Regions from separate parts of the Homo sapiens genome. Here region 2 is linked to region 1. The links are chromatin loops, found by intact Hi-C in ENCODE. Cell type or tissue: PC-3. All regions are shown on one strand. Links, peaks and the distances in the headings refer to the core of each region. The heading gives the core; the rest is flanking DNA.

What was found. Peaks named below come from ENCODE experiments on the same cell type or tissue, not always from the same donor. Only the 100,000 strongest peaks of a DNase experiment are listed, where the experiment ranks them.
Region 2: it touches region 1 in a loop (10-fold over the local background); 3 of 110 quality-filtered maps call a loop at or near these places.

The regions. Positions count from the first base shown.
Region 1 is chr3:80,764,715-80,777,455 of GRCh38, reverse strand. It overlaps LINC02050 (long intergenic non-protein coding RNA 2050), which reads right to left and starts at 12,559. Exons shown (of 3, transcript NR_147144.1): 1 at 12,369-12,559. LOC105377177 (a long non-coding RNA gene) reads left to right here and starts at 7,108. Exons shown (of 4, transcript XR_940994.3): 1 at 7,108-7,697. RefSeq lists an enhancer at 6,366-6,918. In PC-3, for the core only: a CTCF peak has its summit at 9,659 (motif pointing left); DNase peaks (open chromatin) are centred at 6,165, 6,804 and 7,137; H3K4me3 peaks cover 5,648 bases; H3K27ac peaks cover 1,465 bases.
Region 2 is chr3:81,167,214-81,179,954 of GRCh38, reverse strand. No RefSeq gene overlaps it. Among named protein-coding and RNA genes, the nearest start is that of LINC02027, 180 kb to the right of the region's middle. In PC-3, for the core only: CTCF peaks have their summits at 6,012 and 6,219 (motif pointing right); a DNase peak (open chromatin) is centred at 6,244.

The sequences.
Region 1 (12,741 bases), core at 2,837-10,836:
TATATGCATTTATATCCAAATATATACTTAAAAATATCCTTTGCAATGCTGTTTTTACTAAGGCAAAAAGAGGAAGGGAAAGGTTTATACATAGAATGAGATATGAGGTAGACCTTTGAGGAATTGCGTGGAATTATTCTGTCGTTTCCAGGTGTGGTGGCTCACGCCTGTAATCCCAGCACTTTGGGAGGCCAAGGTGGGTGAACCACCTGAGGTCAGGAGTTCGAGATCAGCCTGACCAACATGGTGAAACCCCGTCTCTACTAAAAATACAAAAATTAGCCATGCGTTGTCGCATACGACTGTAGTCCCAGCTACTCGGGAGGCTGAGACAGGAGAATTGCTTGAACCCGGGAAGCGGAGGTGGCAGTGAGCCGAAATTGTGCTACTGCACTCCAGCCTGGGCAACAGAGCGAGATTCTGTCTCAAAAAAAAAAAGATATTATTTTGTGAGAAAATAATTACATAACAATATATCTACTATGACTTATCTACTATGATTTCTGTTAAGAAGGAACTATGTGAATATAAAATGTTAGAGAAAAGTTAGGAAGTTATATTAAAAACATTTAACAGTGTTTACCTGAGAGAAGTGAAGGAAAGTAGAGGATATGGAATATTGAAATAGAAGTCATAAATTTGTACTCTATATTTTTAGGGTGATTTTTTGTCTTTCTGAAAACATAAAAGAAATATTAAAAATTTAAGTTATTAAAAATGTAAGTTAGAAAAAAGTAAAAATAGGAGGGAATATTCTCCTCCTTATTCCTAAATAGGAAGATCATTACTTCCTAGACTCATTAAAGTGATAGTTAACATATTGATTTCATGACAGCATTAGAATGAAAATATTGAAACTTATTAGAAGCCGGCAAATTGTAATTCATGTGGGATTTATTAAACATATTTAAAGCTGAACAATTCCAAATATAGAAGTCATCAATCTGAAGAGTAAGACTGTAGATCATTTGTTTAAGAATATCAGTCATGGTATTACATAGACAATCTAAGCAGCATTTGGAAATTTCATTCCTGAAAGTTCTATGGGTAGCTCTGGACTAAAGAGTCATTATAAAAATAGTCTTTTTGGTAATCCTGTCACTTGATTGACTGTAAAATTAATAGCACAATGGTGGATATATCTTCTTAAATGCCACCTGTTTTTATGGTTTTCAAGAAAGAGGTTAGAAAATAGAAATCCAGTACAATTTTCTGGTTTGTTTTGTACAACACTACTATGAAATTTCTCTACAATGTGGAAGTTACATTAAAACATTGCAGGTATTTTTTTCTCACATTAAATATTCAAATTTACTGTGGATTCCCTCACAGTTTTCAAATATTATTTTTTTGACATCATTTTTCATAATGTGCTCCTGATCATAAAATCTTGGTACTCCTATTAATGTCTCAGGAAGCTGCTAAATTGTGCCTCTAATTTATGCTTTCTGGAAAACAAAGTATCTTATATTATACTCATGGGATTTAATGTCTATATTTCAAGATTATACTGGTTTTTATGAATCATGTTTTATATAATGAATAGTTCATATATGGTTACTCTTCATTAAAGTTCATAATTTAAATTTATTTTTCAAAGATGTGAAACATCTGTGATTTAAAATACAATGATTTTTCTTGTGGCTTTATGCCTTGATTTCAAGATTCATAGATTTTATGGCTCTATTTCCTCTGAGTGTCTGTATAATAGCTCCGTCTGTATTAAGATGTATTTAAAAGAGGATATACTCACAAAAACAGGATGAGTAAATTTTTTCTTTCTTTTTTTTTTTTTTTTTTTTTTTTTGAGACTGAGTCCAGCTCTGTCGCCAGGCTGGAGTGCAGTGGCACGATCTTGGCTCACTGCAACCTCTGCCTCCCAGGTTCAAGCGATTCTCCTGCCTCAGCCTCCCAAGTGGCTGGCACTACAGGTGCGCACCACCACGACCAGCTAATTTTTATATTTTTAGTACAGACGGGTTACTGTTGGCCAGGATAGTCTTGATCTCTTGACCTCATGATCTGCCCACCTCGGCCCCCCAAAGTGCTGGGATTACAGGTGTGAGCCATCGTGCCCGGACAGAATGAGTAAATTTTTTAACCCATCCTTTTCATTTTGACAATATATCTTCTCTGAAAATTCTTTGGAAGATTACACAATTGCTTTTGTGTTTTGAAGGAAATATTTGAACTATGGAATATGTATAATTTTTTCTTATAGTTTGTGACACACTATGTGTTAATTTTTGGGCAAATATTATTTCTCAAGATCAATACTGAGTCTTTCTGAGACAGAAATGCAGAGACTTTTACCAAGCTGTGTAAGTTATCAATTATTCACACCTCATTATTCCACTGGTATTCTTCTAACATAGAACATTTAACACTAATTCTCAGAGACTATTTCTTATAAGACTCTCTGTAAAATATCAATTTAATCCCTTCTAATAAATTTTATATTTCCAGATTACAATTGAATATGTTTTTTGTTTGTTTGTTTGTTTGTTTTGAGGCTGGAGTGCAGTGGCACCATCTTGGCTCACTGCAACCTCCGCCTCCAGGGCTCAAGCAATTGTCCTGCCTCAGGCTCCCAAGTAGCTGGGATTATAGGCGTGTGCCACCACACCCGGCTAATTTTTGTATTTTTAGTAGAGACGGGGTTTCACCATGTTGGCCAGGCTGGTCTCGAACTCCTGACCTCAGGTAATCCACCCACCTCAGCCTCCAAAAGTACTGGGATTACAGACGTGAGCCATCATGCCTGGCCTGAATAATATGTGGTTTTTTTTATACTACTTTTAAAATATGACTTATAATTATGCCTGGAATATAATTCATATAAAGATAATTTTGACTTTCTTGGTCCCTGGTTTATATGAATGGAGAGATTCATTTAAATAAAGTAAGTTGATATTGCTTTCAAATCTGTAATCTTGAGGAAGTAACTTTCTCTATGTGAACCACATCATCTATAAATGAATGAAATGAGCTAGGGAACATATACAGTTGGACCAGATTTGGTTACCCTATGAATACTAATAGCAGTTAAAATATTATTCAAGAATTTCATTTCCACCTAAATAACAATATGGCTAAGTAACAAAAGAGTTACAGTGATCAATGTCTAAAATATTTTTATTTTATAACATTTTATGTTGTCTTAATTTCTATTGTAATTGTATAATGTGCTGTATTAGGCAGGGTTCTCCTGAAAAACAGAAGCAATGTAATATAATCAAATATGCAGGTATTTGATTATCACTTGAAAACCACTCTTTAGTGAACAGGCAACCTACAGAATGGGAGAAAATTTTTGCAATCTACTCATCTGACAAAGGGCTAATATCCAGAATCTACAATGAACTCAAACAAATCTACAAGAAAAAAACAAACAGCCCCATCAAAAAGTGGGCAAAAGGATATGAACAGACACTTCTCAAAAGAAGACATTTATGCAGCCAAAAGACACATGAAAAAATGCTCATCATCACTGGCCATCAGAGAAATGCAAATCAAAATCACAATGAGATACCATCTCACACCAGTTAGAATGGCAATCATTAAAAAGTCAAGAAACAACAGGTGCTGGAGAGGATGTGGAGAAATAGGAACACTTTTACACTGTTGGTGGGACTGTAAACTAGTTCAACCATTGTGGAAGTTGGTGTGGTGATTCCTCAGGGATCTTGAACTAGAAATACCATTTGACCCAGCCATCCCATTACTGGGTATATACCCAAAGGATTATAAATCATGCTGCTATAAAGACACATGCACACGTATGTTTATTGTGGCACTATTCACAATAGCAAAGACTTGGAACCAACCCAAATGCCCATCAATGATAGACTGGATTAAGAAAATGTGGCACATATACACCATGGAATACTATGCAGCCATAAAAAATGATGAGTTCATGTCCTTTGTAGGGACATGGATGAAGCTGGAAACCATCATTCTCAGCAAACTATCGCTTAAGGACAAAAAACCGAACAGGACATGTTCTCACTCATAGGTGGGAATTGAACAATGAGAACACATGGAACAGGAAGGGGAACAACACACATGGGGGCCTGTTGTGGGGTGGGCGGAGAGGGGAGGGATAGCATTAGGAGATTACCTAATGTTAAATGATGAGTTGATGGGTGCAGCACACCAACATGACACATGTATACATATGTAACTAACTTGCACGTTGTGCACATGTACCCTAAAACTTAAAGTATGATAATAATAAAAAAAAGAAAACCACTCTTCAAATATTCAAGTATTGACAAATGACAGAAATAATCTGAGCTTTGGTTAGAAATATGTATATGCTTAGGCATGTATATATTTATTTAGTAAATTAATTGAAAGTTCATAGTATATAAAACTGAGAGAGTGGCAAAAATACAGAAAGAGTCTGAAAAGTGTGAAATATCGAAAAAATGTGAAATAAATCCTAGATTCAAGGATGAAAGTTTTATGGGAAAACGTAACTCTTTGATAATGTGTTTACACATAAAACATTGATTTAAAATGAAAGAAAAATCTGGAGGCTTAATCAAATGGAAATACTCTATGCAAATAATCAGCAGCCTATAACTGAAATGTAAGAATAAAACACAAAATGAAGTTTAATACTGAGCATTATATCCCTTTGCCTAATGCACATACAAATTTTTCACGTTTAAAATAAGGCTTTTAAAAATTTATTTATGTATTTATTTTTTTGAGACAGAGTCTCGCTCTGTTGCCCAGGCTGGAGTACAGTGGCGTGATCTCGGCTCACTGCAAACTCTGCCTCCTAGGTTCAAGCAATTCCCTGCCTCAGCCTCCTGAGTAGCTGGGACTACAGGCACCCACCACCACGCCCAGCTAATTTTTGTATTTTTAGTAAAGACAGGGTTTCACCATCTTGGCCAGGCTGGTCTTGTACTCCTGACCTCATGATCCACCCACCTCAGCCTCCCAAAGTGCTGGGATTACAGGCGTGAGCCACCGCACCCGGCCTAAAATAAGGCTTTTAAAATGTATTTAATCACTTTAATAATCATTACTGGGTCATAGGGACAGATACGATGACTAATTCCTACTGAATTTTCAAAGAGTTTTTTGTAGTTATTGGTAGCAACATGTTGTTGCCCTCTCAATAATTATTCATTCTATTATTAAGGAACATATCTATACACATATGAGGGTATACTGTATTTACACATACATATATGGACATATCTATATAATTTCATAAAAACTTAGTGATGCTTATCAAGCTGAGTAAGAAACATTTGTCAAATTCTAGGTATAATCCATTTTAATATTATACTTTAGGTAACATAAATAAGAAGTTGTTTTATGTTAATTTGGCAAAGAGACAACAGAAGATAGAAAATAAAGCTTAAACAAAACAGTTTACTTTGTGACAAGGTAGTTATAGAAACACTACTATCTATGCCAATTCATATTCTATTCAATCTAAGATTGGTATAGCTAAAGGGATTATATGTATTTATAAATGGAGGTAAGGAATGTGAAGAAGCATTTATTGGGCACTGAAACATACTAAGTGCTTTACTTATTTATTTTAATTTTAACTTCAGTTCAACACAAATGACTGAAATTGTATTCATTTTAGAGTTCAGGAAAACTGGTCTCAGATCCATTAACTACACTACCAAAGGCCACGTAACTACTTAAAAATTGTAGAAGGTAGTGAGTGAACACAGATCTCTCTCTCTAATTCGTAATGTGATTCTCAGTGTGGTATGGTTCTGAAGCTGATATTGAATTTAGATAGGTTTTTAAATAAATCTCAGACAATTACTCAAAACTAGGAAAAATATTTAGAGAATCTCTGGAGACAGCCAGCCTTAACTTTAGACACATTGGAGCAAATTGCTTGAAATTGAAAACAAAAATTGAATGAGGGAGAGTATAAACATCAGTTGCTTTCTAGCCTCATCAAAGGTGATCCCTCATTTGTGATCTCTATATTAATAATACCTGAAATCGGCAGCAACACTGTTTTCAAATGTTCACTTCTGGACACAGGATTGGATCTCACTTCTCAACTATCTTGAAGTCAGGGGCAGCAGAGTGACTTCCTGGAGCCAGTGAAATGTGACTTAATATGGCACGTATCATTTTTAAGTGAAACGTAAGAACTAGTGAGCATTTCCTCATGCTGGGCACCCACACCCCTCCCCACCGGAAGTCTGATGGGTGGAGCTGTATGCTATGAGATACACCAGATGTCCTGTGGCTACAAGAAACTTTCCAGGCTGCAGCCACTGTGGACTCCAGAGCACGGCGGTTCATACTGGGTAATAGCTTCTTGCGATATGCCATTACTTTCTGCAGGAACAAATATCAATGCACTAAAATCCTCCAGCCTGCTAAAAATGGACTGTGTCCAATGACAAACAGAAGAGAATACTTTGCACTGCTTTAATAGAGACTGTAATATTGTTATTTTATAGAGTTTTAAACAAAACAAATTTTTGTTTTCTAATACTCACAGTACTGACTCGGGATGAGAGAAGGAAAGCGCTGGGTAGAGAAGGGCAGGTCCCTGGCTAGGGCTTCACCTCAGGTCCTGTGCACACGCATATAGGGGAGGACAAGCGCTCCTGTTTTCATGCCCAAGTTTGCATTTTCCAAGACCACCTGGCCTGCCACGTCCCCTATCCTGTGCCTGTAAAAACCCCAAGACAGGCAGGCAGGCACAGAAGTGGCTGGACGTCGAGAGGAACACATTGGCGGAAGAACACACAAGCAGTTGCACACATTGGCGGAAGAACACACAAGCAGCTGTGCCACACAAGCAGCTGTGCAGACGCACGTTAAGAGGAGCGCACGTTGAGAGGAGCGCACGTACGTTGAGAGGAGCGCACGTACGTTGAGAGGAGCGCACGTACGTTGAGAGGAGCGCACGTACGTTGAGAGGAGCGCACGTACGTTGAGAGGAGCGCACGTACGTTGAGAGGAGCGCACGTACGTTGAGAGGAGCGCACGTACGTTGAGAGGAGCGCACGTACGTTGAGAGGAGCGCACGTACGTTGAGAGGAGCGCACGTACGTTGAGAGGAGCGCACGTACGTTGAGAGGAGCGCACCGGAGAAAGAACACACGAGCTGCGGGACAGTGAGAGGAACACACTGGTAGAAGAGCACACAGGCAGCTGGATGTCGAGAGGAGCGGAAGAGCACAGCGACAGGCACTGGTGTCGACCAGCGGAACGACGTGGAGTTTGGCCTGGGAGGTCAGAGAAGAATTTGGCTGCTGGGCAGCCCCACTATAGGGGAAAACCACCTTCCCACTCCATTCCCCTTCTGATCTCCCCATCCACCTCGCTGAGAGCTACCACAACTCAATAAAAAACCTAGCACTCGATCTCCAAGCCCACATGTGATCCAATTTTTCCCGTGCACTAAAGCAAGAACCTGGGATACAGAAAGCCGTCTGTCCTTGTGATAAGGCAGAGGGTCTAATTGAGCTGATTAACACAAGCCACCTGCGGACAGCTAAGCTGAAAAAGCATCCTGTAACACACGCCCACTGGGGCCTCAGGAGGTGTAAACATTCACCCCGAGAGGCTGCATGGGTCCGCGCCCATGGTCCCCATGACTTGCCTGTTTGCCTGCTCTGGCTAAGGGTCTTGACCAGTGGGGCACTGAAGAAGCGAGCCACACCTCCATCGTACGCCCTGCGAGGAGGGTAAGAGAACTTTTTCTGTTTTACCACCAAGACCAGTAGCTTTACTTCGTTGAATTCAAATATGAACCAAATTGTGTTTCGTTTGGGGAATAGCTAAGGATTGGGTATTGTCACTTCCTTCTTCTAGAATGGATTTGTTGTTGTTGTTGAGACACTTATACCTCCCTGTATATAAATTGTTTTTAATCTTGTCTTACCAGTTCATCAGACATTATCATATAACTTTGAATCCCAATAATTAACATGGCCTATATATTTCTCAGGAGCTACCTAATTTCCCATGTAAATAAGTTGTTGCTAGGTCTGTTCTACCAGATATTCAGAAATTTACAGAAAAGTGAAAACATTTGCATTAGATTCACACCACATACATGTTTCTATTATGGCTGACACTCATTTTTTTCCAGACCTGTATTATCTTCAGTGGGTACTGTTTCACCAGCTCCGTATCTAGTTTTCTTGTTGCTAACCTCTCTATTCTGTTATTTGCTGTTTATCATCCACAGGATAAAAACCAACTATCACAATATTTAAATTATTTTTCAGCCTTTCTTCCCACAGCACCCCAAAACCAATTATCTGTTTCTTAAAAATTATAAGTCCTATGACATGGCTGGCAAAACAGATTCTTTCTCCTATTCTCAGTGTGAACCTCAATGTTTTATGTGCTGTTCTCCTACATATCCTCCAATCTCTAATTTCAAATATAACTTTCTCTTTAAAAATCCTTAGTGCTCCCAGGCAGCATTAATCACTTCTTATTCTGTGCTTCATTACATTCACCATACATAATATGATTATTATTATTTGTTTGAATGGCTGTGTCAGTGAATAAAATCTGAGCTAATTATTGACATGAACCCTGTCTTTTTTATTATTGTAGTCCGGATCTTATTGTGAGTGCATCATAAGTACATACTATATTTCTGTTTAATAAATGCTAAGGATTTTCTAATTAGGATACCTGCTATAAAATATTTTATTTCTGTTTCTTATCTCCAGGACCTGCCTTAAGTAAAGATAACTAGTATTAAAAGATTGTATACAGCCTCATGCCTCTTATCGAACCAAATTTTTTCTTCATAAATGATCTTTCCTTTCCACCTCCACCCCTTCCTTCATAAGGCACTTAAGAATTTTCTATACAGTATTCTTTCCTTAACATAGGCTACTGCTGTTTAGAAGGGATGAGATAAACTTAGGTGGAGATGGGTAAAAGTAAATGATAAAGTGCATTGTTTCTTCCATTAATATTTACTTAAATATATAATTTTCAGGTAATAGAAGAAAACTATGCTGACAGAATATAGGACATGACTGAGCTGTTTGATGGTTGCTTTTGTTAAGAAAAAGTGAGCCTTACTCAAAGCTCCTGAAATTACATCCTGTAGAGTAATCTATCATTAGTTTGCTCCTATTCCAAAATGTTTAAACCATTTCTGTATTGCCTTTACTAATTGTTTGAGTATTACCATAGATTTTTTTCTTTGATCTTATTTGGCTGAATATGAGAAATGACCCCAAAAGCAAAATATAGGAAAAGGATGCCAAGAACAATTATTATTTGTAGAGAGTACTTTTTGGGGGACTATTCCTATATACCTCCAACAATGGAGATCACCCAGAGTTGACTGCATGACTAAATATTCTCTTGGGTTGAGTTTAGTGATATGCAATGAGGTCTAGAGCTTGAAATAAATTATATTTGAAACAACAGGCAGAAAAATTAGGTGTGTTAGAGAATATATACAGTTAGAGAGAGTTTGATATAGAGAAAGCAAGTGATATTTTAATGAGTTAAGTTTATGAATTTATCTTTCTGCCCAAAGACAGTACATATGATTTTAATTTGTATTTTTTTGTCCCAATGTCACGTCTGCAACTACACGCAGCTAAAAAACACTGCCTTTCCAGCTAGGTTTCATTGTTACAGGCAATGAAATGAAAGGCTTTCCAGAACAGCCTGTTAGTGCCCTCTGTTGATGTTTTTAAATTTTCAGATCACTTCAGGAAAAGAAACCAGCATGATTTTTTTAATGCTTCTGAAATAATTTTCTTCAGAGGTAATGGGAATGAAGTTTTACTATTTTCATGACGAACTTTTTCACCCCTTAAAATGTGGATATGTGCAAAGGTGTTACTATCACACCGACTTTCCCTTCATCAGCTGTAGTTTTCCTTGGCTGGATGGACTTTATAAAAATAAAAAAGACACATGAAGTTAACAAAACTGCAAACTCAATATGAAATTTCACAGATTAGTGCACAAACCATAGGCTGTTGAATAAATATCTGGGTAAATTCTAGTCAGTGTTTGCAGCCTGCAGAATAATCAAATGCTACCTACATTTTTCAAAGTGATTCTTTGAAATTATTTTATCATATGTGGAAAGAAGTTATGCCTGTACACTTTATTCTGATACCACATTGATCATTACTCATTTTGGCTTTTTATTTTCTCCTGGTTGCATGCTTTGAAAAATCTGGGTCTGAAATATTTATTTAGTATTTCACTGATTGTTTTAAATAGGTGTGCCTATTTAGTCTACAATTAGATACGTAAATAAAGTTGAATCAGTTTTCTAAGGATACACCTTGCAGATAAAAGGCCTGTTGATTTTCATATAATGAACTAATACAGTCTGTGCAAAATTACTTATTTGATACGCATTTTACTCTTTACCTCCCCCAATCTTTTTTTTTCTTTTTAAATTTCTCTACTGTTTTATCCCAGTTGGCAGCTCTTAAACATTTTAATGAAAATTTGGAGATAATGCAATTTAGCTGTATTAAGAACTTTGCCTTTATTTAGGTGATAAACATTCTTTCTCATAATGCGGTTAGACAAATTGAGATGGTGAGCAGGAGTAAGGACAGAATAGGTACATTTCTAATGTCTAATGAGTTATCTCTTTTTAGTCCTTCTTTATTATATTGGAAGTGCCTATTCAGAGCACTAGAAATATTCATTTTAAATATGCCAAAACAAAAACCACAACTAAGAGCCAAATACAAATTATCTGAGGTTTTTCTTTTTGTTTATGTATGAGATTACAAAGCTAGCACTTTCACTATATTTACTGGTGTAAGAATCTAAAATTTTAACTCTGATTTTACAGATTATTTTATAAATAGCTATGCATCTAGTCATTTATTTGGTCAAAATATCTGTAGGTTCTACTCTGTATTTTACTCAGATTCCTTAATTATTTTTACTCTCAAAATAGTTATTTTTTAACAGTACTAGCTGCTAATTTGACTGCAAATTCTATGTATATAACTCTAGGTATGTTTTTACCAAACTAATTTGTCCAGTACCCCAACCTTTATATTTTATTTATAATTTATTAATTTATAATAAAGTAATATAATTTATTATAAATTACTAATTTATAATTAAATTAATAATTAATAATTTTATTTATTTATACATCTGTCTCTGGGAGAAATAATTCTGATGTAGAAAAAGAAGTATGGAGATATATATATGTATATGAAATATATATTTGCTTTTATTGCTCTTAATGAATTTTAAATGCTTTTAAAATTATGTCCAAAACTCAGTAGCATCTGATGTAGTAATTTTTAGCCAAGTACTATTGGAAACTGTAAATGGAAAGCAAAATTTTGTCTCCTTGAAGGCTCTAGTGTTTTTATGAAGTTCACTACGCATGAACTTCATAATTCCAAATAAAAAAATCTTTAAATGAGTAAGAGCACTTGGAACATAGTACAATTTTAGATGGAATGGTGAGGTATTTAGAAGCTTTATCATAGTGATTCAGTAAAACTACTACTACTACTGCTACTACTGCAACATACAAACACACACACATGCATACTCACAAAGAGAGATCTTAATCTAATCCACCTAAGTCTTTTCAACTTCAGCCTCTCACTTTCACAATGGTGAAAGAAAAAGGAGAGATGAGAAAATTAGATGAAAATTAAATCTTTCTTATGTTGCATGTTAGGTAATCATTCAAAAATATCCTAAATTATAACTGTATAAATTAAAATATACTGTAGATACAGGAAAAGATAGTAAGATAAGTGCAACAGTGTATTAATGCCAGAAACTATATATATTCTTATATAGTTGAGACCACAAATAGAGTTGAAATTTCAAATGAATCAGGAAAGAATAATAAAATGTATTTGAGTGAGAAACAAAACAGTATTGAATATGATGTTTTTGAATGCAGATGAAATCAGCTCCTGATTTTAACCAATGAATCAAATTAAGTTTTCAAAGCATTAGCACTTTATTATAACATATGAAACAGTAAAATTGCTTAAAGATTTATGGATAATTACTTACATAATTCTGAAATAAAGGCTTTTGTAAGTATGATTCCATATGTAAGCCCCATGAAAAATAATGTGGCATATTTGATTATATGAATTTCAAAACTTTTGTACAGCAGAAAAGAGAGAGAAACATACGGTTAAAATAGTTTTAAATATATATGATAGGCGAATTACTGATATATTTCTTAAAAAAAGATTTAATGAATAAAATATATAAAATTAACACTCTAAAACTGAGCAAAATTGCACAATAAATAACAGGGTGAAATATATGATCTTACTAGTATTTGAAAATTAAAATAAAAGCAATGCTTAATTGTTTTGCCATTGAAAAACAAAAAAACTAATGTTTTCTCTTACCAGTTGTATGGAGAAATGAACGTTCTCATATATTTTTGTTTGGAATTGAAATCTGTACGTAGAAAATCAGTGATGATGATAGCTACAGGAGACACAGATTACTAGGCAGATAGAGGTAGGTCCCCAGTGAAACTCAACCTTCAAGTCAACGGCAGTTTAAAACCTGAAAACTGAGCGGCCAGTTCTGGGTGGAGTTCATGACCAGAGTGAGAACTTTCTCAGTGCCTTTTAGCCAATCAAATGGTGCTTTTGTTCAGGCCTGCCCATGGACCAATCAGCACACACTCCCCCATTCTGAGGCCATAAAAAACCTGGACTCTGCCACAGAAAGCTAAAGAAAACCTAGGCAATACCATTCAGGGCATAGGAATGG
Region 2 (12,741 bases), core at 2,716-10,715, 400 kb before region 1:
CTTCTATGATTTATTATTCAGAGTATTTTTTTAGAAATAAAAACTTCGCATTTTAACCTTTTTCTCAGGAAATCGTGTTTATTTTTATTAAAATATCTTTAAAACTACATGTTTTTTTTTTTTTGAGATGGAGTCTCCCTCTGTTGCCCAGGCTGGAGTGCAGTGGCGTGATCTCGGCTCACTGCAAGCTCCACCTCCCGGATTCATGCCATTCTCCTGCCTCAGCCTCCGGAGTAGCCGGGACTACAGAAGCCCGTCACCACGCCCGGCTAATTTTTTGTATTTTTAGTAGAGATGGGGTTTCATTGTGTTAGCCAGGATGGTCTGGATCTCCTGACCTCATGATCCACTCGTCTCCGCCTCCCAAAGTGCTGGTATTACAGGCGTGAGCCACTGCACCCGGCCTAAAACTACTTTTTAAAGCATAATCATTAATCCTTGTACTATATTGTCATAAGATATTGTCTTATTCTGCTAAGGCTGCTGTAACACAATAAATACCTTAGACCGGGTGGCTTATCAACAACAAAAATTTATTTCTCATGGTTTTACAGACTGAGAAGGTCAAGATCAAGGACCAGCAGATTTGGTCTCTGGTGATGTCTATTTTCCGGTTCATAAGTAGTGCCTTCTTGCTATGCCTATATATAGTGGAAAAGGGCAAAGCAGCCCTCTGGGGCCTCTTTCATAAAGGTACTAATCTCATTCATGTGGGCCCCACCTATGACCTAATCACTTCCCAATGGCCCACCTCCGAATCATCACATTGGCCATTAGGTGTCAATCTATGAATTTGGGGGGACACAAACATTGAGGCTACAACAGCAAATGTGAATAACACAGCTTTTCAGGTGCTTCTATTCTTCACAGCTTCTATTCTTCACAGTTTCTAACATATTGTAACAGACGAATTTCTATGAGAGAAATCTGTTGACCACTTCTGAAAAACTGACAAATTAATTCTTGTTATTTTGAAATTAGCTTATTATTGTTTACAGTGCTGGTGATTCTCTTCTATGTCTGACAGATATATTCCATCTATTAAGGATATGACTAGTATTCTTAATGTGTTATGTATTCTAATATCTAATGTGTTATGTATTCTAATAACATCTCCTACTCTTCTCCCTTAATATTAAAATCTTAATAACCATTTAAACTTTGCACATATTCCACATATTACCAATATAAGTAATTACGTTTAAAAAGTATAGGCCTATTGAATTATAATACATCCAATCTCTGTTTCCCTCATGTACCTATTTTTAAGTGAGCATTTATCAAATTGAGAAGTTATATGGAGACTGTCTTTTTTTTCTAATTTCAGAGAGTGATTAAATAGACTAATAAATATTAGGATACAGCAAAAATAGTGTTTAATAAATTTAATTTATGCAATACAATTTATTACAATTTTATTTATAGGGTCACACAATCACAGCTAATTGTCAATTAAATTTAGAATCATTGTATACCCTACAGATACTCTACATTTATCATCTATTTGAATGCTAATTGCAAGTACTTTCATTTCTTGACAAAGGAAGCTTCTGAGGCTTATTCTTTTCTGCTTCCATGAAATTGTCTGTGCATTTATAATAATCATAATTCAGGGCCAGCTATTCTCCCAAAGAAAAGTCCTGAGGACTAAGGCCTTATATACAAGGCTAGTTACTCAGATAAACCAGAAAGTATAGTTATAGCTTCAGGAGGAATGAAAATATAGTTATGGCTTCAGGTGTAATGGAATATGTGCAGAATTGCAATAAAGCTAGTATACTTGGAGTGTACTGAGTGAAGAGATGAATGGAACTAGATAAATCTAGAGGTAGGCAGGGGCCAGATATATGACTTTTAAGCCTAGTAGAAATTAAGAAAAAAAAAATCTTACACCAATGACAATGTGGAACTATCAAACAATTTAAACAAGAGAATGCTTTCTGTATAAGGAACGGATTAGAGAAAAGTAACAGTGGAATCAAGAAAAATAGATAAGAGGCTAAAGAGATAATTGCTAGAGTTGCAGGGAGAAGGAGATGACTCAAAATATATTTTGGATTAGACTCAAGAGGATGTTTTAACAGGTGGGAGGAAAAAGCAAGGGAGAAGGAGATATCAAGGGGGACTCAGTTTTCTGTAGAATTTGGGTGGATGCAGGTGACAGTAAATGAGATAGGAAATATTAGAGATAAAGTGGATTTAAATGGTGGGCAGGGATCATGAATTAAACTTCGAAAATACATTTAAGATATCTGAAAGAGATTGATGGGATGTTGTTAAATTAGTTTAGAAAAGAGATCTGTATAGAACATTTACATTGAGAAGTTGGAAATGTGATGGTATTGCATGTCATCAGAGATAAGCGAATTTAGTAAGATGTACCGAGATGGTGATAAGAAGAGAGTCCAGGACTAATTTTTAAGTAACTCCAACATTTATAGTTTGGATAGTGCTGAACAAATCAGTGAAGTATATTTAAGAAACTCCCAAAGTCGAAATACACTAGGCAAATAAGAAGAAATTATAGAGTATAATTTCTACGAGTGCTCTGAAATTAAACCACTTAGGTACAAATAATGGGTTCCCCACTTACTGAATTCGGGTTTAAAGTGAAGTAGGTTACTTAATCCCTTTATTCAGCAGTTCCCCACTGGTATACAGTGACAATCACGTTGCCCATCACAGAAAATTATTGATAGTACTAGAAGGAGTATATTTTTGTAATTTTTGTTTTCCTAACAATCTTAATCATCTTAATGTATAGAACAGACTGGGCATATAATAATAGATGGTAAAGTTACTATTATATTAATAATTATTGAAACTTATATATTGGGGCTTATTTGTGACTTCAGCCAGAAAGAATATAGTGGAGTCGGGAGGCAGAATTAAGAATAAAAGTGCTTGAAGAGTCAATGAGAATGAGAATATTAAAGAGTGTATAATCAATTATTGGAAGAAAGTTATCTATTTAAGGAGCATAGGGAACTAGGAAAACAGCTAGAGAGAGATGTGGGGCAAGGAAATGTTATTAAATCATGGAATAAAGTAAAGGATGTTGTCATCTTGAAAGACATGTTTTAGTAGATGCAAAATGTGGGTAAATGGAATCAAGTCTTTGGAAAGACAGTGCGAGGGGTCCAAAGTGCTTATAGAGGGATGTCTTTTGATAGAAGATGAGATAGCTTTTCTTTGTGAGAACAAGAAAGTAAAAGTGAATGGTATCAGATGAAAGTAAATGGTCAGATTTGAGGACAGGAAAATAACATAATGACTATTTTGTTTGATTGCTTTTATCCTTGTGTTCACTGAACAATTTTTATTCAATGCCTATCATGTACCAGCACCACATTAGCTGCTCAGGATATAGGAACATAAAAAGTAATCCACTGGAAACATCCTCTTTAATTATTGACTGTGATGGTTAATACTGAGTGTAAACTTGATGGGATTGAAGGATACAAAATATACATCCAGGGTATGTCTGTGAAGATGCTGTCAAAGTAGATAAACGTTTGAGTCAGTGGGCTGGGAAAGGCAGACCCACCCTTAATCTGGGTGGACACCATCTAATCAGCTGCCAGTGTGGCTAGAATATAAGCAGGCAAAAAAATGTGAAAAGAGAGACTGACCTAGCTTCCCAGCTGACATCTTTCTCCTGTGCTAGATGCTTCCTGCCCTTGAACATCCAACTCCAAGTTCTTCAGTTTTAGAACTCGGACTGGTTCTCCATGTTCCTCAGCCTGCAGACGGCCTATTGTAGGACTTTGAGATCATGTGAGTTAATACTTAATAAACACACACATATATATATATCCAATTAATTTATATATATAGTATATATAAGAAATATATATATTCAATTAATTCTGTCCTTCCCGAGAACCCTAATACATTGACCTTATATTTTATTAGAAGGTAGGAAGACACATAGCCCTCCAAATAAATATGTAAAATATGTACTATTTTAGATGATAAGGTCTGTGGAAAGAAGTAAAATCAGGAATGGAGATAGAGAATTTTGGAGATTTACTTTTAAATAGGATGATAAGAGTAGGTCTCACAGAGAATGTGAGATTTGAGGGGGATGAAGAGTAATGCAAATATCTGGAGGATGGACATTCTAGAGCAAAGTAAGTATAAAATCTCTAATGTGAGAATATGTCTGAAGTATTCAACAGGGAGACAGGATGCTTCTGCAGTTCCAGCACAGAGAGTAGTTTTCACTCCAACAGACACACAGAGACATGAGAAGTTTATGAAGAGAGAGGAACAACATGATTTTGATTATATTTTACAGAAGGCCTCTGGCTGCCATATTAAAAATACACTGAAGTAGGCAAGGATTGAATCAAGAGACCGTTTAAAGAAGAACTAGAAAGGATTTTGGATTGGAGGTACTGATGAATTTAAAAAATTGAAATAATCCAAGCTTGCTCCAGCGTGACAGTAGTAAATTTAATAAAAATAGAATTCTGGATATGTTTTTAAAGTGTATGAAATGACATTATGGGTATGTTTTAATAGTAAAGTATATAGAATTTAGAAAATAATTGAATGAAGATAGTGAGAAAAAATAGGATTGAAGAGGACTGATATTTTAGGCTGAATTAACAAGCTTGGAAACTTCATTATTTAGATGAAGGATTTTGAAGACGCAGGTGGAGAGAGAATGTGAGGATTGTGGATTCTCGTGTTAAGTATAAAATACCAATTAGATATTTGGGTCAATATATAAAGTATCGAGTTATATATATTAGTCAAGAGCTTAAAGGAGAGTTTAGTCTGAAAAGTATAAATGTTATAATGCATTGTGTAGAAGGCATTTAGAGTCACGAGACTGGATGAGATCACTGAGAAATTGTGTGTAGATAGAACAAATTCAGGGACTGATATCTGGGGCATTTGAAGTTTTTGAGGTCAAGAAAATGAGTACCAAGCAACCAAAGTGAGTGAAAAGGAGCAGTGATTTCAAAAAAGGAAGAAAATTAGTTCAGTGTAGTGCCCTTGAAAACAAATACAAACGTGTTTTTAGAAGAAAGAAGTGAACCAATGATGTCAAACATTGCTGATAGGTCAAGTAAGATGCTGAGAACTCATCCTTGGATTTAATAAAGTGAATGTAACTGGTGAAAACCTGAATGGTTTGGGCTCAAGAGAGAATCAAACTGAAGAAATTAAAAACAGTTGTCTGAAGAGTTTATCTTTAAAAGGACAGGTAAATGGAAAGGGAAATGGAGTCACCGTATTTATGCTGATACAAATGCCCAGTTCACAGGGGGCAATTGATGATGTGGAGAGAGGGGAGAAAAGTCAGTGCACAAATTATTTTTGATGTGTGAGGCCAAGTTATCTTCTGAGATGGACAGAGAGGGAGGGAAGATTAAAGATTAAGAATCATCTCGATCTCATGACATATATGTTACAGATAATGGGAGAAAAATATTACCAGAGCAATCTGGCAAAACACTGTTGAAATCCTGGATCTGGTTAGAGATTGTGAAGCGTAATGATACCAGTATCATTGATTATGTGAGTCTTCTCCACTAATGTTTACCTTTTGCAGTAAGTCGTGAAGAAAACAGATTGTGGTGTTAATTCAAGAGTTATTTTTGGTAATTGGAAGGGAAAAGGGTGTTGGGAAGGTGAGAGTATGTGTTAGGTAATGATTGTACAGATTTATTATGGTGTTATAGCTAGACATGAACAGAGGTGAAGACAGTAATGAGATGATGGGTAGAGTAAAAATGAGAGGTTCACCGGAGTACACAAAATGGTAAAGTTAAAAATTTCTTGCAGCGGAGCTTGAGAAAGTGGAGAGAAAGGCCAGGTTTCCACTAGAGACTAGGATTGTTGAATTCATCATTCCCGAGGTGAAACAAGGGATGACAGCACAGCTCAAGAGGATGGCCATGAGACAAAGGGAAGGGAAAGGTGACTTGTGATAAAAAAACAAAACTCAAGGAATTTGATACCAAGACATTCTGGCATTTTTTCAGAACTGTCACAGAATCAAAGATGGGGAGAAAGATGATTATTTTGGTTCTAAAGTTTTCAGTTAAATGACAGGAAGTATGGTTTAACAGTATTATAGTTGTGAAGAAGAAACGAGGAGATGGCTTAACAACATAAATTAAATTTTCTTCTCTTTATAAAGATGGCTATTGCAGGCCAAACGAGACTCAAAGGCAGGAATGCTTGAAATTGAAACTTCATTTTGTGGCCAGTTGGTGGCGTTTTCTATACTGAATGTAGTTGGTGTTTCCCAGCAATGAGTACATACTTGAATCACCTAGAGCATTTTAAAAAGATGCCTAAACCAGTTCCTATCACCAAAAATCTTCATTTAATTGGTCTGAAGTGGGGCTTAAAGACAAGTGATTTTAACCTATAGCTAATGAGACAGCCACTTTGTACCTCGTTCTGCCATGCATTGCTGCATTTCCTCCTCCAGATACTTTGTGGTCACCCTGTTAGAAATGTCACCTGAGGGCCATAAGTACATTTGATTAGATGTCAGATAGGACTTAGTCAGGCTGTTTACTCCTCCTGCCTTGCCTTTCCAATCATTTCTTGTGTCTGAAATCTAAATCTACATCCTGGAAATTCTCTCTGCTTCCAATGGATTTCCAAAGTACTTTATAGACATTACCATAAAGTGCATTTTTTCTATGTTAAATAGCAGTTTTAATGTACACATAAATAGACTTAATGAAAATACGCACCGAGGATACTACATTTTATCTTTGAATCTCCTAAAACTCCTAACATAGTATTTTGCACTTAGAAAGTGCTTATTAAATATTTGCTGAATGAGAGTCTAATAAGTGGCATTTCCCTGTGTTAAAAGTAGTTGGCTTTTTGGATGAAATTTCATGTATTATTAAATTGTATCAAGACCTAACTTAGAGTAGCTATTTAATATATTTTCAGCTATTGTGAAACAAAATGGTAGTCAAGAAATGCTTGAATTACCTATTTTGCAACTGCAATAAATTTTGGAGATCCTTATTACATAGGTTTAGATTACAAAAAATATGCCTTTAGCTGACTAAGCCATATCTGCTTGAAGACTGTGAAAACTGATAAGCCTGAAAACCAGTCCTATCTATGAAATTATTTAACTTTTAAATTTTGGCTCAAGAATTGAAAGCTAGTTCATTCCAGGGTCCCGAGTTAAGCATCCTGAGATAATAGTTAAATACCGAGATGTCATAACTTTGGTCTTTGATGTAACGTGCTGGGATACCAGTTGCATAGGGCTTGTCTGGTAATATCAGCAATATAAAACTAATATTCTATTCCATTAAGAGCATCTCTTTTGTAAGTTTCTAATGCAATTTAAAAGAATAAATTATAAGGTTTATTTCTGATCAGAATTTTTTACATTTAATTTTACCTTGAGCCCAAATAGCTCTACATCTTTTATTTAGAGTGAAGGGCAATGCCACAGTGGCACTGTGAGAAAAGCAGTAGAGGTGAAACTAAATTCACTAGCTTTTTCTTTTTAATCCTGTTTTCAAAACTGCCTGAGGCCCTTCAGAAACACTGCTGTTTACAAGATTACCAAATTGGTGGAAAATATCGTAACTGCTATGGTGTCTCATGAACACATTCATAAAGAAAGGCAGAGCCAATTAAAAAAATAAATTCCTCATGTACTATAAGATAAATCACTGCAAGCCAACCAGTAAAAATAATAAAGCTGTCAAAACAGCATAATTTCTGTGCACAAACCAACGCATACCCAATATAATAATAGAATGAAGATCTCCTGAATAATTACCTAGTCAGAAATTAACTGTAGGGGAAAATACATTTATTTAGAGCTCAGTTAGTTCATGGAAACAAATGTCTTCTTGTAAGTTTGTAATATTTGACAAGGGGAAGATTACAGCTCAGCCATGGCCTCCAATAACTTAAAATATTTGAAGCTTTAGACCTTGCTCAGTTAAATGAGTTACCCAAATGTTCACCTTTCACAGATTGATAACCTGGCTATAGGCTAGGGCACTTGACTATCTGTAAACTGATGAATTATCAAGGCATTTAACTTGATAGATCAGGGTCTTTTGCTAAATAAATTCAAGCAAATAGGAGTCACTGAGCAAGCCGTTGGCTGGTCTAATGGGTATTTGTCAAATTCATCTCAGTCAGTAATAGGGAAGAGATGTGTTCCAATTCCATTTTGTTCATTGAGGGACAAAGTACATTCTTGAATTCTGAATGGTTGCAGAGCATTCACTTAGATAAATGAAATATAAGATCACCCGAAAGCAGAACATAGAGCTGCCTTGTAACCATGTGAGCTGTAAACATGGGCTCAAATAATATGTACCAATTTCTATTACAGGACATCACGTGTGGAGGCGCAGTAACAGGAGCATCCATGCAGATCCTTTGATTTGTGAAACCAAGGAACAGAGGTTCACCTGGTTGAGGAAGACAAGAAGTTAGGATTTGGGAGGAATCATTTTGTCTTGAAGCAAAGATTACAGAGACGCTTAGTGGAGGTTGTGCCTTAACTTCAAATCGACAGAAATATGTAGGAAGATTACAATTATTTAGAAGGGAGATTATGAGAATCAATCATGTCACAGGTATTATTTCTGGAACACAGGGAGCTTCAGATGGACCAGGAATGATGCAGTAATGCATGAGGAATACTCATAGAAACAACACGTTTATTTTGTTGGTTTATTTTCTGGAAATGAAACATAAATAGGAAAATAAGATGAGTAGAGGGCTTTACTGGGGGTAATTTAGTATGAACTAGGTAATCCAAGGTAGTTACCTTACTCTCATTTCCTATGATTAGAAAAAACGTGCAATGTTGTTTCTCGCTGCCGCTAAACCTTGCTTGTCTTCTATTCAGTGTGTCATTATCTCACTAGTATTTTCTCACTTTGCCTCTTTATATGATCAAGTGTTAAATATTCTTGTTAAATATGTTAATATTCCAGTGTTAAATATTTTCCCCACATGCCAGCAGCCAAAACTACAAAACTACCATTCTCCTGAAACTCATGCAATCCTAAATGTTACGGCTCTGGTTTCTGCCACAAATGTCTTTTTTTTTTTTTTTTTTTTTTTTTTAAGAAAAGCTAATCTATGATACTTAACCATCTTCTTGCTCACCTACACAATATTATAGTTGAAAGTGGGTTAAATGTATCTATTTCTGGCCAGTTTTGAATCAATGGCCCCATGCTAGAGATTTAAAACTCACTGATTATTTAATAAGGAAGATATTTGGAGTGACTAAGATATTTGGTCTTAGTATTACAAAAATTTGACCTGCTATCTACTCTGTCTACTTTTATGCCCTTTTAATATTAATTCAAACTATATAAAGAAGCCAGAGGGGGAACTGCTGACTCAGGAGAGACTTAGAATGCTGCTCAATGTATGTCATTTCCTCTGCTCAGCATCTCCTTCTAATCAGTTCCATGCTGGGATGGACATTATCATCTCTGAGACTGATAAAGGATAACCCACCTCCTGCTGTCTGCTTCCTCTTAATCTCCTTTTCCAGAATCAGAGAGCCTATGGAAAGCATAGTGAATGGCTTACAGGTGTCTGCAGACCAAACTGATCTCTAGAGAGAAACATCCTAATGGCTGAACCCATTCCATCATGTGCTCCTAACTGGCTCCAGTATGCCTGTTACAGTCTTTTTGCCTATTTTTTTCTCCTAACCTTTTGTGAGTAAATTTGTTTTTGTCAGATGATAGAATTCAGGACATGCTATCCCAAAAATGCAGCTCCTTGGCATTTGAAAAACAGCAGAAAGTCTCTCTAACCTTCCCTTCTCCCTCTCCCTTGAAGCAAGTCATAAAATCATTTTCTGACCTTCCTCTAAAGTAGGTTGTAGGCTTTAATTCTAGAGGTACTCTTTTTATAACACAGAGGAAAAGAACTTCCTTATTTTCTAGGACATAGAGATGCCAAAAAGAATCTGACAAACAGACCTTGCTTAGTTCCCACCAGTTTATTCCCATTACCATTAAATCATATCCTTTATCCTCCAATCATAACTTCCACAGTAACTATTCATAAAAATACATAGGTTTCGGCCGGGCGTGGTGGATCACGCCTGTAATTCCAGCACTTTGGGAGGCCGAGGCAGGCGGATCACGAGGTCAGGAGATCGAGACCATCCTGGCTAACACAGTGAAACGCCGTCTCTACTAAAAAATAGAAAAAATTACCTGGGTGTGGTGGCGGGCACCTGTAGTCCCAGCTACTTGGGAGGCTGAGGCAGGAGAATGGCATGAACCCGGGAGTCGGAGCTTGCATTGAGCCGAGATGGCATCACTGCACTCCAGCCTGGGCGACAGAGCGAGACTCCGTCTCAAAAAAAAAAAGTTTCACTGTTTCTTTGGGTCTTCTTTTCTGAAGGTGAAAGTACCTTTGCAAAATTATAATAGTAAGAAAATTATGACAGTGAAAGAGATCTGACCTAACTCACGCTGACCTTTAACCCCCAAATCTTGCCTTCAGCCTCCAAACTGCCCTTGTTCATTCCTGGGTGGAGCCCAAGCTAACTCTAGGAGGAATTTAGCTTACAGTTTAACTTTCAAACAAAGAAGATAACAGATCTTTCCTGAAACAAAACCCCTTCTTACCTAGGGACCAGACCACCACCCTTGTAAAACTAACAAATTAGCCACAAAATTTGAAATTATGATTTAGGAGTTACGCAGCCGGAGACTACAAGATTCCTGTCTCCCCAATTGCTCCTATGGATAGCATCACTACTGTAAAACCTAAGACTGGGGTTTGAGGTATTTTTCAGACCCTGCATTCTGATGGACCAGCTGGTGCCATCCAGCTAAATAATCTGGCTCAACTAGTTCTGTGATCACATCCAGGAACAGAAGACAGAAAGAAAAATCCACTTTGACCCTCACTATGATTTCACCTCTGACCTAAACAATCAGCATTACCACTCCCGAGTCCTCAAGCTGCCAAATTATCCTTAAAAAAAACTCAGTCTTAAAAGTTTCAGGGAGATCGATTTGAATAATAAAACTTCATCCTCCCATTTAGCCAGCTCTGCAGGCATTAAGCCCTTTCTCCATTGCAGTTCCCCTGTCTTGATAAATCAGCTCTACCTGGTCAGTAGGCAAGAAGAACCCGTTGGGCAGTTACAAAGGCTAACACGTTACATAAAACTTACATTAAAGAAATGTGTGTGCTTTTCTTTTATTAATCTGTCTTTGTAATAAGGGTCTCAAACATGAACCTAATGTTGGAAGAGAAAAAACAAAACAAAACAAAAAAACTCCTCTCCCTTACATGGGACATACAAAAAACAAAGATTGCAGCCACCACTTTTCAAGTCTAAAGATCACTAAATACGTTAGATCTCTACTTTACCTTTACCAACAGGTCCAGAAGGGCTGATGTTTGCTTGACAATCTTAGCACTCTGAAATGATTGTTCTTCGGTATTCCTTCTGGCTAACGGCTGGACATATTTTAACTCTATGCTTATATTGATGGTTACTTAAACTTAGTTGGTTTATTTTGTCACATAACTTATAGAATATTTTTAGTTGTTTCTCATTACTATAACTGCTGCTACCTAATTATCCATTCAGCAAATATTTATTGACTGCTTTCTCCCAAGAACCATGCTATGTATATATCCTGGGCTTAAAATGGTAAGCATATGAAGGCCCTGCCCTCTTTAAGTTTTCAATAATCAAGTTTTATAGTTTGACATGTAAATTTTACAAAATAATATGTGGAATAAGGAAAGGTACATATTGATAAGTATGCATGAATTAGCAGATGTTATGTATGGCACCTGGAGACTAGGAATGGCTTCAAGAAGAAAATGATAATTGAGCTGAACTCTGAATGGATAGTAAGAATTAAATAAGTGGAGAAGAAAAGAATGCACAAATGCTCTTCTGCAGAAGGAAGCATGAGTTATTTTAGAATTGATCAAAAGCAAGGACGGAGCAAAAAATGAAGAAATTGATAGAAATAAGGCCGTGAAGAAATCAGCCATGGGAAGATTAATAAGCCATGTTAGGAATTTAAGGCTTTGCCCTGAATCATAGTAAATCAATGAAGCTTTTTTTGTTTTTATTTTTATTTATTTATTTATTTTTATTTTTATTTATTTATTTTTGTGACAGATGGAGTCTCTCTCTGTCGCCCAGGCTGGAGTGCAGTGGCGCGATCTCGGCTCACTGTAAGCTCCACCTCCCAGTTCCCGCCATTCTCCTGCCTCAGCCTCCCAAGTACCTGGGACTACAGGTGCCCACCACTACGCCCAGCTAATTTTGTTTTTGTATTTTTAGTAGAGACGGGCTTTCACCGTGTTAGCCAAGATGGTCTCGATCTCTGGACCTCGTGATCCACCCGCCTCGGCCTCCCAAAGTGCTAGGATTACAGGCGTGAGTCACCACGCCGGGCCAAATCAACGAAGCATTTTATGCTGAATTTTGAGAACATAATCAGAAGATGATTCTGGCTATAGCATGGAGAATAGGGAAAAGAAAAGATTCAGGGTGCCCACATAGCACGCTATTGCAGTCATGAAGATTAGAGATAAAAGTAGATTAGAATAGGTTAGTGGGCATATAATTTATTAGCAAGGAAAAAAACAGATTCAAGAAACATGTAAAAAGCTATATCGATACACTGTGGATAGATTGGTTAGGGATGTGAAGGGTGTGGTGGGGGGAAATCTGTGTCGAGGATATCACCTATTTTTCTGAGTTAT